Linked DNA regions of Homo sapiens: region 2 is linked to region 1. The links are chromatin loops, found by intact Hi-C in ENCODE. Cell type or tissue: CD14-positive monocyte. All regions are shown on one strand. Each heading gives the region's core, and the rest is flanking DNA. Links, peaks and the distances in the headings are about the cores only. Region 1 has its middle 5.1 kb from the start of B3GNT7. Region 2 overlaps ARMC9 (armadillo repeat containing 9).

Evidence for each region. Peaks named below come from ENCODE experiments on the same cell type or tissue, not always from the same donor. Only the 100,000 strongest peaks of a DNase experiment are listed, where the experiment ranks them.
Region 2: a loop joins it to region 1, with 2.1 times the contacts of the local background. A loop is called at or near these places in 62 of 110 quality-filtered maps.

Annotation. Positions count from the first base shown.
Region 1 is chr2:231,387,910-231,393,279 of GRCh38, forward strand. No RefSeq gene overlaps it. Among named protein-coding and RNA genes, the nearest start is that of B3GNT7, 5.1 kb to the right of the region's middle. RefSeq lists enhancers at 228-768, 3,613-3,772, 4,256-4,839 and a silencer at 529-823. In CD14-positive monocyte, for the core only: no CTCF peak of the experiment used is centred there; DNase peaks (open chromatin) are centred at 632 and 2,952; H3K4me3 peaks cover 614 bases.
Region 2 is chr2:231,304,783-231,310,152 of GRCh38, forward strand. The region is part of intron 19 of ARMC9 (armadillo repeat containing 9); the gene reads left to right. Among named protein-coding and RNA genes, the nearest start is that of MIR4777, 55 kb to the right of the region's middle. In CD14-positive monocyte, for the core only: no CTCF peak of the experiment used is centred there; no DNase peak of the experiment used is centred there.

The DNA.
Region 1 (5,370 bases), core at 51-5,050:
CAAAACCACAGGCACGCACCACCACACCCTGCTAATTTTTAAATTTTTGTAGAGACGGGGGTCTCACTGTGTTGCCCAGGCTGGTCTTGAGCTCCTGAGCTCAAGTGATCCTCCTGCCTCCGTCTCCCAAAGTGCTGGGATTACAGGCGTGAGCCGCCACGCCTGGCCGGGTTGCATTATTAACGCTACTCTAATGGCACCAAGTCCCAGCCCCACCACCCACCTGCCTCAGTTTCCTTCTCTGTAAAATGGGACTAACAAGAATCTGTGCCTGGCCAGGCTGTAGGGCTGCTGGGGAAGCAGAGAGGAGGGTGTGTGTGAAGAGGAGGCTTCGCGTGTGTGAGGAGGCCTTTGGCCAGAGCCTGGGAAGGACTTCTGGAGCCCTCCAGCTCTCCAGCCCACCTCTCTCCCAGGGCAGCAGAGCCACGGGCAGAGAGATCTGGCGGGCCTAGTGGGAGCAGGGCTGCCCAGCCTGCACCTGGTCAGGCTCTGCTCCATGAAAAGGCAGCCATTCAGGGCCAGCTTGGACGGCAGCCGGGTGACGAGAGACAGGGAGCCCTGTGCTCCGGAGAGGAAGCAGGCCTCCGTGTGGCCTCAGCGTGGGGCTGAGCTGCCAGCTCAGGAGGGGAGGCGCCCGAGAGGGAAGACTAAGCTAGTGTTTGGGGCTGAGGGGCTGAAAGGAGGCTGTGTGTACCCAGGCTGGCCGCCCGGTGGGCGGGATGTGAGTCATGGTGGCCTGGGGGAGGGTGCTGCCTGGGCCCAGCTGTCCAGGGCGAGGGGCACAATGCCCACCGCGGGTGAATATGTGGCAGTATGTGCTGGGGGTGGGGCTGAGGCTCTGCACATCTGGCCAAGCCGCCCCAGGCTCCCTGGGGTGGGCACACCCCATTGCCCTCTGAATATGGCTGCCCCTCCTCCCTGCCCAGGTCTCCAGGCTGCCATGCTGGCGATGTGGTCCCGTAGTTGCTCAGCCAGTGGGCATCAGCCCCGCCCTTCTGCGTGCTGCCCACCAGGAAAACGGAAAGGCCGGTCCCTGCTCTTAGTGGTGCCCCGTGTGGTGGGACAGGTGGAGGAGGGACAGACAGAGGAGGCTCGTGCAGGGGAACGCCAGCCAAGGAGGGAGCGCCTGCTCCAAGGGAGGGGGCATTTGAGGTGGGTTTTGAAAGATGAGCAGGAACTCACTGGATTCTAAAAGGCGGGTGGAGAGAGCACATTTGAGCAGAAGGAAGGCTGGGATCTGAGTGAACGGAGACCAGGGTTGCTGGATTGAGGTTGGGGGCAGATGCGGGTGGTGTTAAGGGTTTGTGGACAGTGCCCAGAGGGCCCTGAAGGTGATGGGAGGCACAGACTTGAGAACTTGGGCAAAGATCACAAGGGCTGCTCACGGATGTAACAGGGCCCTGCCTGGTCCTCAGCCCCTTCCCAAGGGCCTACCAGGCAGAGTTTCACTGGTAACAGATGAGCTGGCTCAGGGAGGCCCCTTCCACCTGGGAAAGGCCATGGACATGGTGTGTGTGTGTGTACGTCTCTGGCTGTGTGTGGATGGGTGTGTGTGTGTGTGTGTGTTTTTTACCAAGTGTGCATGTATCTCAGGTGTGTGAGGGTTACATGCATGTCTGTGTATCTGACCTCTATGTGTATAGGCATGGTTTGTGTCTCTCCAAATATGCGTGTGTGTCTGTATGTGTATGCATGTCCCTGAGTGTGTGTGTTCATGCGTCTGGGTTCACACGTATGCCTGCGTGTTTCTGTGCGTGTGTTTGTGAGAGTGTGTGTCTATGTGTGCCCACCAACGCCCCTGCCGACAGCAGCCTAGGTGCAGCCCCGCCGCCCTGTGTCCGGGGCGCGCTGCTCCACTTCTTCTTTGCCTTCTGAGCCCTCTTTGCTGGGCTTCCAGTTCCTGGGCATCTTTGAACTCCAGCTTCTCTCTCTGGCTGCCCAGCTCCACCCTGACTTTCCTGGGTCCCAAACCCAAAAAGCTCAGAGCAGCCAATGGGTGCCTGGGCACAGGAAAGGGTCCAGAGAGCTGCCCAGCCCCAGAAGGAGCTGCGTCCTCCCTCCACTGGCCAGCCTGCGGCTCCTCCCCACCCCAGAAAGAAGGGCTGATCAGGAGCACATGTGGAGGCATTTCCCAGCACCTCTCACCTGATTCTCCAGCCTTCTGGGACTCTCATCTAGGGCTCTGTTTTGGATGATCTGAGAGTCCCAGGGGCTTGGCATGAGTGGGAGACCAGGCCCAGGCATCTCTGCAGCTGCTGAGTGAGCCTCTGGAACCAGGTTTTCTTGATAACAGCAGCTTCCTTTGACGGATCTGCCCACTCCAGGCTGTTCTCATGGGGCTGCAAATCTCAGGACTTGTCCCAACCACAGAAGGGAATGCATAACCCAGGCCTGGCCCACTGTGGTACCCCCGCCCCCCCGCAACGTGATCATTGGCCTAGGTTGGGGACATGACTGAAGTGAGACTAGTGAGAGTCCTTCCCTAGACATCTGTATATGGAGGCCGAGACAGGGAAAAACCTCTCTTTTCTCTGAGGTCCCTGAGATGAGGTGACAAATGCCTCAGCCCATTTGCGAGCCTGTGTTTCTCCTGCTCTTCATGAAGAAGTCCGCAGACCTTAGGGAAGAGCTAGGGGCTGGGCAACTGTCCAGAGAGAGAGGCTGTGGAGGGAGAGGGGATCCTGTTATATGAGCCAACAAATCCCTCTGGCTGGAGCCACCTTGGGTCGGGCTGCTGTCTCTCACAACCAGAGGAGCCCTGAGCGATCCGTGCCTGGAACCACACAGCTGGGTTTCCAGGGAGCACCTTTGCCTGGCCCTCGACATGCCTCATCGTTCCTCCCTGGCCTTCTCAGATCCTGCACAGAGGCTGTGGACACCCTCTTCCATTCCTCAAGCTCTAAACCCACTTCTGCTTCCTCAACTGCCACCTATTTCAGTGGGAAATTTTAACTTCCTTAACTCGTTCCTTTCTGGCCCCAATTGCTTCCATTGCCGCTTCCCCATTCTGTCCTCCTCCTGCCCAGGTTCAATGACGCAGTGGCCCTCCTCTGGCCCTGGCTCAAGGCCCACCAAGAGAGCAGGGATTGGAGGGCTGAAAACCGGTGGTTCCCAAACCTGCCTACACTTTGAGAATCACTGGGAATCTCTGGGAAATTACAGTCTCCTAGGCAGCATCCTTGCATGCAGGCTCTGGAATTGGTAAGAAGCACCTCCTCTGGGAGGGCAAGGTGTCTTCCTGGTTGTTGGGCTTGGCTTTATTGGGCAGGACTGGGCCATGGAAGGGCACCTCAGGGTTCCCCGCAGCAGGATGCTGCCTGGCATGCTGCTTCTATGAGAGCCCTGCTTGCAGCCTTTTTTTTTTTTTTTTTTTTTTAAGATGGAGTCTCTCACTCTGTCGCCCAGGCTGGAGTGCAGTGGCACAATCTCGGCTCACTGCAAGCTCCGCCTCCTGGGTTCAAGTGATTCTCCTGCCTCAGCCTCCCAAGTAGTTGGGATTACAGGCACCCGCCACCACGCCCAGCTAATTTTTATATTTTAGTAGAAACGGAGTTTCACCATGTTGATCAGGCTGGTCTTGAACTCCTGACCTCAAGTGATCTGCCCGCCTCAGCCTCCCAAAGTGCTGGGATTACAGGCCTGAGCCACCATGCCCGGCCACATGCAGCCTCTTTAAACTTCTTCCTGTTTCAGTTCAACGCCTTGTGATCTGGGCTTCTTTCTGGCCCAGTCTTCCCTTGGGCAAGGGGAGTTCCCAGACTCCAGACCACCCACACCTTGAAGACACGGTCATCTCCTCCTACCTCGCTGCTTGCTCCATCCTGGCCTTCTCCTCCTCCCACCCCTTCAAAGGAAGACCTGTCCCCCAGGGAAATGTGTTCTCCCTTTTCATTTTCCATCCCTACTTCCCTTCCTGCCCTAGATCCACACACTGCCTTGGCTTCACACAGGAGCCATTTCTGGGAGACATCAGTTTACCTGGGGGCACTCCCCCAGTGCTTGTCTGGGTAGTGAGCCCCTTGACTCAGCAGCCTTGAGGTCCCTCCTGCACTGCCCTGCAGGATGGGTCAGGTTCTCTGCAGAGGATATTGGTGGCCTTCAAGGACCAGAGGTAGTTGAGAAAGCGTAGGTCTCACCCCACCCTTCCCCATCGGGTGGCATATTATAATGAAATCAACTCTCAGACCCAACGGCTACCCTACTGGAAACATCTGTTAGCACGAAGCACAGAAACAGACACCCTGCCCCTGCCCACAAGCTCAGGGAAGTCTCACTCTGTCCTGTCACAACAGCTTTTGTCAGGGTGAATTCAAGGACATGCTCACCATGACTAGCTAACCTCCAGTCAGAGCACCACCTGCGGGGGCCCAGAACCACTCAGAGAAAGTTCTAGACCCGGGGCACTGCCCTGCTGGTGGCTGGACTTGCCCAGGCACAGGCAGAGGGGACTTGCGGTGCCTCTTCCCAGGCACACATCTTCAGCAACACTCTTTTTACTACAGAACAATGATTTCCGACCCTCCCGTGTTAATGTACAGACCCTCTGCTGTGACAGTAGACAACCACATTTGAAGTGCTGGCTGTGGCTGCCCCTGGAGTGTAGACTGCTGCTCAGGGTCTTTCAAAAACACCAACTAAGTTTAACTCACACGCTCACAAAATCACAGCAGCACTGAGGCGATTACAGCCAGCATAGCTGCCTGCCCGTGGCCCCTGCTGGGCTCCGCGCTCTCGCCCCACGATGGCCACCTCTCTGCAAGGCACGCAAGACTCCTCACCTTCTGCTTTGGGGGTCCCTCTGACCCAAGTTGGCCCCCACCTTGTCCAGTCAAGCCACTGACCCAGTGTGTTTTCTGGCCAGTCAGATACTCCCACCCTTGGGTCTCTGCAGCCCTCGCCTCTGGGCAAAGGCCTGTGCTGGGGTTACCAGCAGGGTCGGATTCCAACCTATTCTGGAAGGTTGAAGGGGTGGGATATAAAAGAAAGTGGAGGTGGAGGTAGGGATGGGCTGAGGGGCCAAAAGATGTACTGGGGAAGGGGGCATTTCTTGGGGTCCTCCAACGTCCTGGCTCACGAGCTTCCCCCTCCAAGGGAGCAACCTGAGGTGCACAGAGTGGCCTTGTGACAAGGACACAGAACCCACCTCCACCTTGGCTTGGGACTCCTGCAGCCTATGCAGCCAGCTCATCCGTCACCCACCCTCTTCTCCTGGTATCTGCCACTCTGGAACTTCCCTCTACCTCTGGGCTCTGCCTTCAGCCAGGGTTGGGGACAGCAGGTAGGCAGATCCCATCGCAGACAGGCCTGCCTTCCTCAGGGCCTCGCTTAAATCCACAGGAATCTGCTGGGGCTCTGCCCTCTGGCTGGGGC
Region 2 (5,370 bases), core at 320-5,319, 83 kb before region 1:
AAGCTATTGAGCTCACAATGGCAGATATAGGTTTCTCAAAATTCTCATTTTTTCTTGAAAGTTTAAATTGTATTATTGCTGACAAATACTATTGGTTGTTTTCCTTAAAGTGACAGGCTCACTTCATTAATTTTTGAGAAGACATCTGCTGTATACTTAAGTCTAAATAACCATAGTCTGTCAGTTACTCTTTCAAATGAAAATGGTGTTCCTTGAAAAAAGTGGCTTGCAACTTTATCTCACAAGTCCCATTCCTGAAGATAACCATCCGCTTTAGTATAGCAGTACTGCTTTATCTGCCTGTACATTCCAAAAGATGGGCCATAAGGGTTAAGAGTTAATAAAATTAATTCCTACCAGTTCATCAAGGACAGCCTTAAATGAAACTCTATCTACCTGTCATCTATCATCTATCATCATCCCCGTATTTATCTATGGTGAAATACAGTGACTGCTACTAGAGTTTGAGATCGCTGCCTTGGTTTGTGCTAAGGCACCAGTGGTTTTACCCATCATTGCTTTTGTATCATGAGTGGAAATGTCAATGCATTTGTTCCAGGATAAACCATGAAAGTCAGTAAAGCATCCAACACTTTAAGTATTTCAGCCAGTATTACTTGTGCTTCGTTGCCAAGTATTTACATAAGAGATCTTTGTGATTAGTGACTGTTGATACTGGAAGATTACAAGCAAAATAACAAATCCAGGCGTAGTTCTGCAGATGAGATATTAACTCAGCATTCACGTTTACAGCTTCATCTTTAATTCGACAGGCTATTGTTTCATTGGAAAGTGACACTAATGTGATTTCTTTTGTAACTTTCCATCCAGCAGGCATTCAGCAGTGGCAGCTGTACAAGGCTATCGTGTGTGTTTCTCTAGCGAAGGCAATATAACTTACCTACCCTGCAAGGTTCTTTACTGGCCGTGTTTTAAAATTTTGGGTGGTGGGGGGAGAATAATTTTAGATTTACAGAAAAAAAATAGTAGAGAGGATTCCTGTCTACCCATCATACAGCTGCAGTGGCTTTTTAATTTCTAGTTTGAAAAGTGATAAAAAACAAATGTTCAATTTCTCACTTTTAAAGAACTCATCACGATTTAAATAAACTCATCACTCATCAATATTTAAACAAACTCATCTTGTTTAAATAGTCAAATTCTTTTTCATTAAACTCCGAATGATTGGTCTCAAAATTGCACTCCAACTTAACTGACGTTTACACTCCAACTTAACTGACATAGTTAAATATATTCTGTTACATAAGTTACAATAAGGTAAATTATTGACATCTGTAAAACTGAGGGAAAGACAGCTTTCATCATATTTATTTTTTACTGGCAGTTTCATCCAGCTTCTTTGGAATAGATTCCTCCCTTCCATGAGTCAGAGAACTTTCCCTCCCTTATTACTTCCCTCCTTCTTGCCACTAGTTGGGATTTTGATTGGGACTACATTAAATCTATAAATCAATTTGAGTGTTTTATACCATGAGCATAGTATGTCTCCATTGTTTTGAGGCCTTTTTATACTGTGCTTCAAATCTAATTTAAATACCTGATACATAAAGACTTGAGTCATTGCCACCTTTTTTTAATATCCAGAATCATTTGGAGAATAATCCAATGTGAATAAATTCAAATGTGAATCATTTGAAGAAGCTAATTGGTAGAGTTAGAACAGTATAATGGCCAAATCGATACTTTTCTTAGAATTTGAGACAAGAAATAGAAAAATGTGGCTGTTGGTCACATTAGTGCTATAATGGAATTGTAATGAAACACAGCATGACAGATCCAACAAAGTGCAATCAGAACTAGCTAGACCGGGGCATGGAACTTGTATACATCTCGAGAGCAAGAAGTTAAATTCAAGAAGATGGGCTGAACAAGATAGGAACAAGCTAATTGTCCAAGCAGTCAAGAGTAACAAGATCTTCCAAGTGAGGCCTAAGAACTCAGGCAAGGAGGAAAAAAAAAAAATAGAACTCAGGCAAGGAGACAATAAGAAACAACATGGGACTTGTAATCCACACAGAGGATCTGGGCAGTGAGTCTTGAACAACAGGGGAAGCGACAGTGAAGCTTAACACAAAGCAAGAGTTTTATAATCTTATTCTTCCTTCCCTTCTTGACCAGAGCCACAGGTGGCCTTAGCACGGATGTGGAGCTCTAGGGTGTCTGGCCCAAGGATGGTGCTCAGGGCTGGATCATTGAGTTCCTCTGAGAGTGCCTCTCCAGAGGGCTCCAGTGCAAACCTCAAGGTGCCCCTGGTTTTCCTTTCCCTTGCCCTGGTGTTCTCCCCTCTCCATCTCAATTTTGCCTGGGAACAGCTCTGCTCCATGGAAAAGACAGTTTGCTGCTCACAGTGCCCCAGGGGCAGGGGCGTGCCACACCACAGGGAGTCACACAAGGAAGCACTGGGGTGGAGCAAGAGGCTGAGAGAGGGGTAAGTATAGGTGAGGTGGCATAAGCATGCTGAGGACTGTTTCGTTTGGATGAATTTCAGTGGGCTCTCGAGCAAAGGGGCTTTCCCTACTTGTCTGGCACCTAGCCCTGGGGTGATTAGGGCAGGTGGATAATGGCCAGGCGTGTAAGAGCCCAATAAAGGAGATGGTTGGGGTGTGAGCTCTGGATTGGTTGATTTGTATTTGGAAAGCACACTTGGGGGCAAATGTTTTAATATTCCTAAGAGCTGACTAGTTCTGGAAGGGGCAGTCCCTCCAGGGCCAGGCAAGCTCCAATCAAAGCATCAGCGTAGAGGGAATGGAAGACATGGCTAAAACATGAAACCTCCACAGCCTGGCCTCACTGAATATCTAGTCTCATCTCCCTCTCCTCTCGGAAATGGACTCTGGGCCTGAAGGAGTTCCAGGGACCTTACATGGCCCCAAACCCCCCTTCTTGGTTTTCCCACTTCCTTTATCCCATCATTGCTGTCAACCAGGTTCCAGAGCAGGGACAGTTGACTGCCACCAGGCATCTGGCCATAACGTTGACATTGCTCCCCTTGTTATTCAGCCCAATTGACAAAAACTGAAGTCTTTCAAAAGGAACTTTTATTAAAAACTAAAGGAAGAAACTTAGCAAATAAGAGAGGTGTTCAAGCATAGGTTCCAGATTGAAACTGCAGAGCAGGTGACATCCCAGCTGAGGAGCAGCAGGAGCCAAGGCACCAGCCTGATGCTAACCAAGGGGGGTTCACTTTGGCCACAGCTCAGGGAGTATGGAGGGCAAGGGTGGGAGACAAAGCTGGAAGGATGAATTGGAGCCAGACAGTAAAGAGTGGACACTCACTGAAGATTTGTGAGCCCAAGAGACGTGAGCAGAGCCATGCCTTCAGAGGACTACTCTGGCATCAGTGTTCAAGTTCACTGGGGACCGGAAGAGCTTAGTGCGGCAACACAGCCAGTATTTTCCCAGTGCTTCCGTGTGCAGGCATGGGCCAAGAGCTTCCCTGGCTTTCTCCCGTGTATTCCCCTCACCCTTCTGCCAGGTGTGTGCTATTCTTAGCCCCATTTTATGGATAAGAAAACCAAAGTTCAGAGAGGTTCAGAAACTTGTCTAGGGTCCCAAGGCAGTAGCTGGTGGGACAGAGATTTAAGCCCAGGCTGGCGTGAGAGCCTGCAGGCTGCAGCGGGAGTGGGGCTGAGCTTGGCTGATGGCAGAGGGTGCTCCTGGAGGTGGGACCTGCAGGAGTTGGGAACTCAGGAGGCATGACATGAGTAACCAAAGGCTGGTAACCTTGGACCCTAGGTAGCTGGGAGGATAGCGATGCCATTAACAATACGGGGAACACAGGCTGGGGGTAAGAGCAGATCATGTGTAGGGCGAAACTAGATTTTGCACGTGTCAGGAGGCACAACAAGATGATGTGGCTAGAACGGAAAATGATAGGGCATAGAACCAGACAGTTCCTGACCAGCCTTCCTCCAGGTGACTTTGCATTCCATACGCAGAGACATACTGTTGAGGGTTTGGGGCCTCCTTTCTCTTCGGCCACCTTCATACGTGACCTGTGAGATTGTGGACCCACTTGAAGCTGCTTCTAGGTGCATGTCCAGAGAGCCAGAGGCTAGCTGCTCTCCATGAATCAGTCACCTCTGATGGGTCACCCATCGTGGCCAGCTCGCTTGGCATGGCCAGCTCGCTTGGCGTGGCACAGGCTACGCTTCTAATCCCCGTTACCTAATGAGTAAAGAAGTGTCTGTCTTATGTCTGTGTTACTTGCAGGACCTTTCCATTATTTAACCAAGTCAATAAAGAAACCAGTGTTTCCCAATTAAGGCTTTTGCTTCTTTCTGGTACCTTTTCAGCTTCTAAATTCGTTTATTTCTGCAACACTGCTCGTGTGCTCTCAGACCCTGGCTGGGATGCACCACCCAGCAGGCTGACTCATGGCTCCTGCCCTCATTTCCACTCTGGTTTCTATGGAAATAGACATCCGATGGCTCAAAACAAGGTGAGGGCTTGTAGACACCTCATGATTCCTAGGCATTTATAAACCCTATTTGTCCAACATCGGTTGCCTTGGAAACAGGTGCAGAAAAGGTTTTCTCTCTTATCTGATTTTTTAAAAATTTTACCAAAGCAGTGATGAGTTTTTCCTGTTATCACGGAATTTGGGAATAATAGTACATTTTATGTAGTGAAGCATATTTCTAGTTTTTCATTATTTGATAAATAAATGCATTCTACATTATTTCATTTTACAATATTTATTTAATAAATAAATACGTTTCTATCCATTTGATCAAATCACTATCACTTGGTATTCAAAGATGAAATGCTTAGCGTCTGGGTCTAGAAATATGACTGGAGAAAAAATGTGTATGGCCTGCTGTTCCTTGCAACTTCAGAATTCGAGGCATCTAGGGCATAGATGTCTTGAATTCTGAAGTTGGAAGGACAACAGGCCATATACCACTTTTTACAATTTTTTTTTTTTGCAAAATCTAAGATGTTTTTTCCAATTGAAGTTAGAGTTTAAGTGATCAAAACTGATGTTTATGCTGAACCTTAGCAAGTGGGAAAATCCAACTAATTATTTCAGTCTTATACTATCCTGACCAAGGTTCTTGGCTTGCATCGCTGCTTGGTTTTAAGAGCTCAGGGTCTGTTTACTCAAATTGAGCCATTTTATATCTAAATTCTGTGTGCCATCCATGTTATGTAAAATATGGAGCATGTCTGTTATAGAAAACATAGAAATAGAAGCAATTTTCTGTTAATCGTGAGCAAGTAAGCAATGCACCATACTCGGTTTAGTGGAGTGACGAGGACTACATAACTAACTGATAGTCATTCATTAAGCATTTGTTAGGCATGGTGTATTAAAGTTCAGCTATGGGGCCGGGCGCGGTGGCTCAC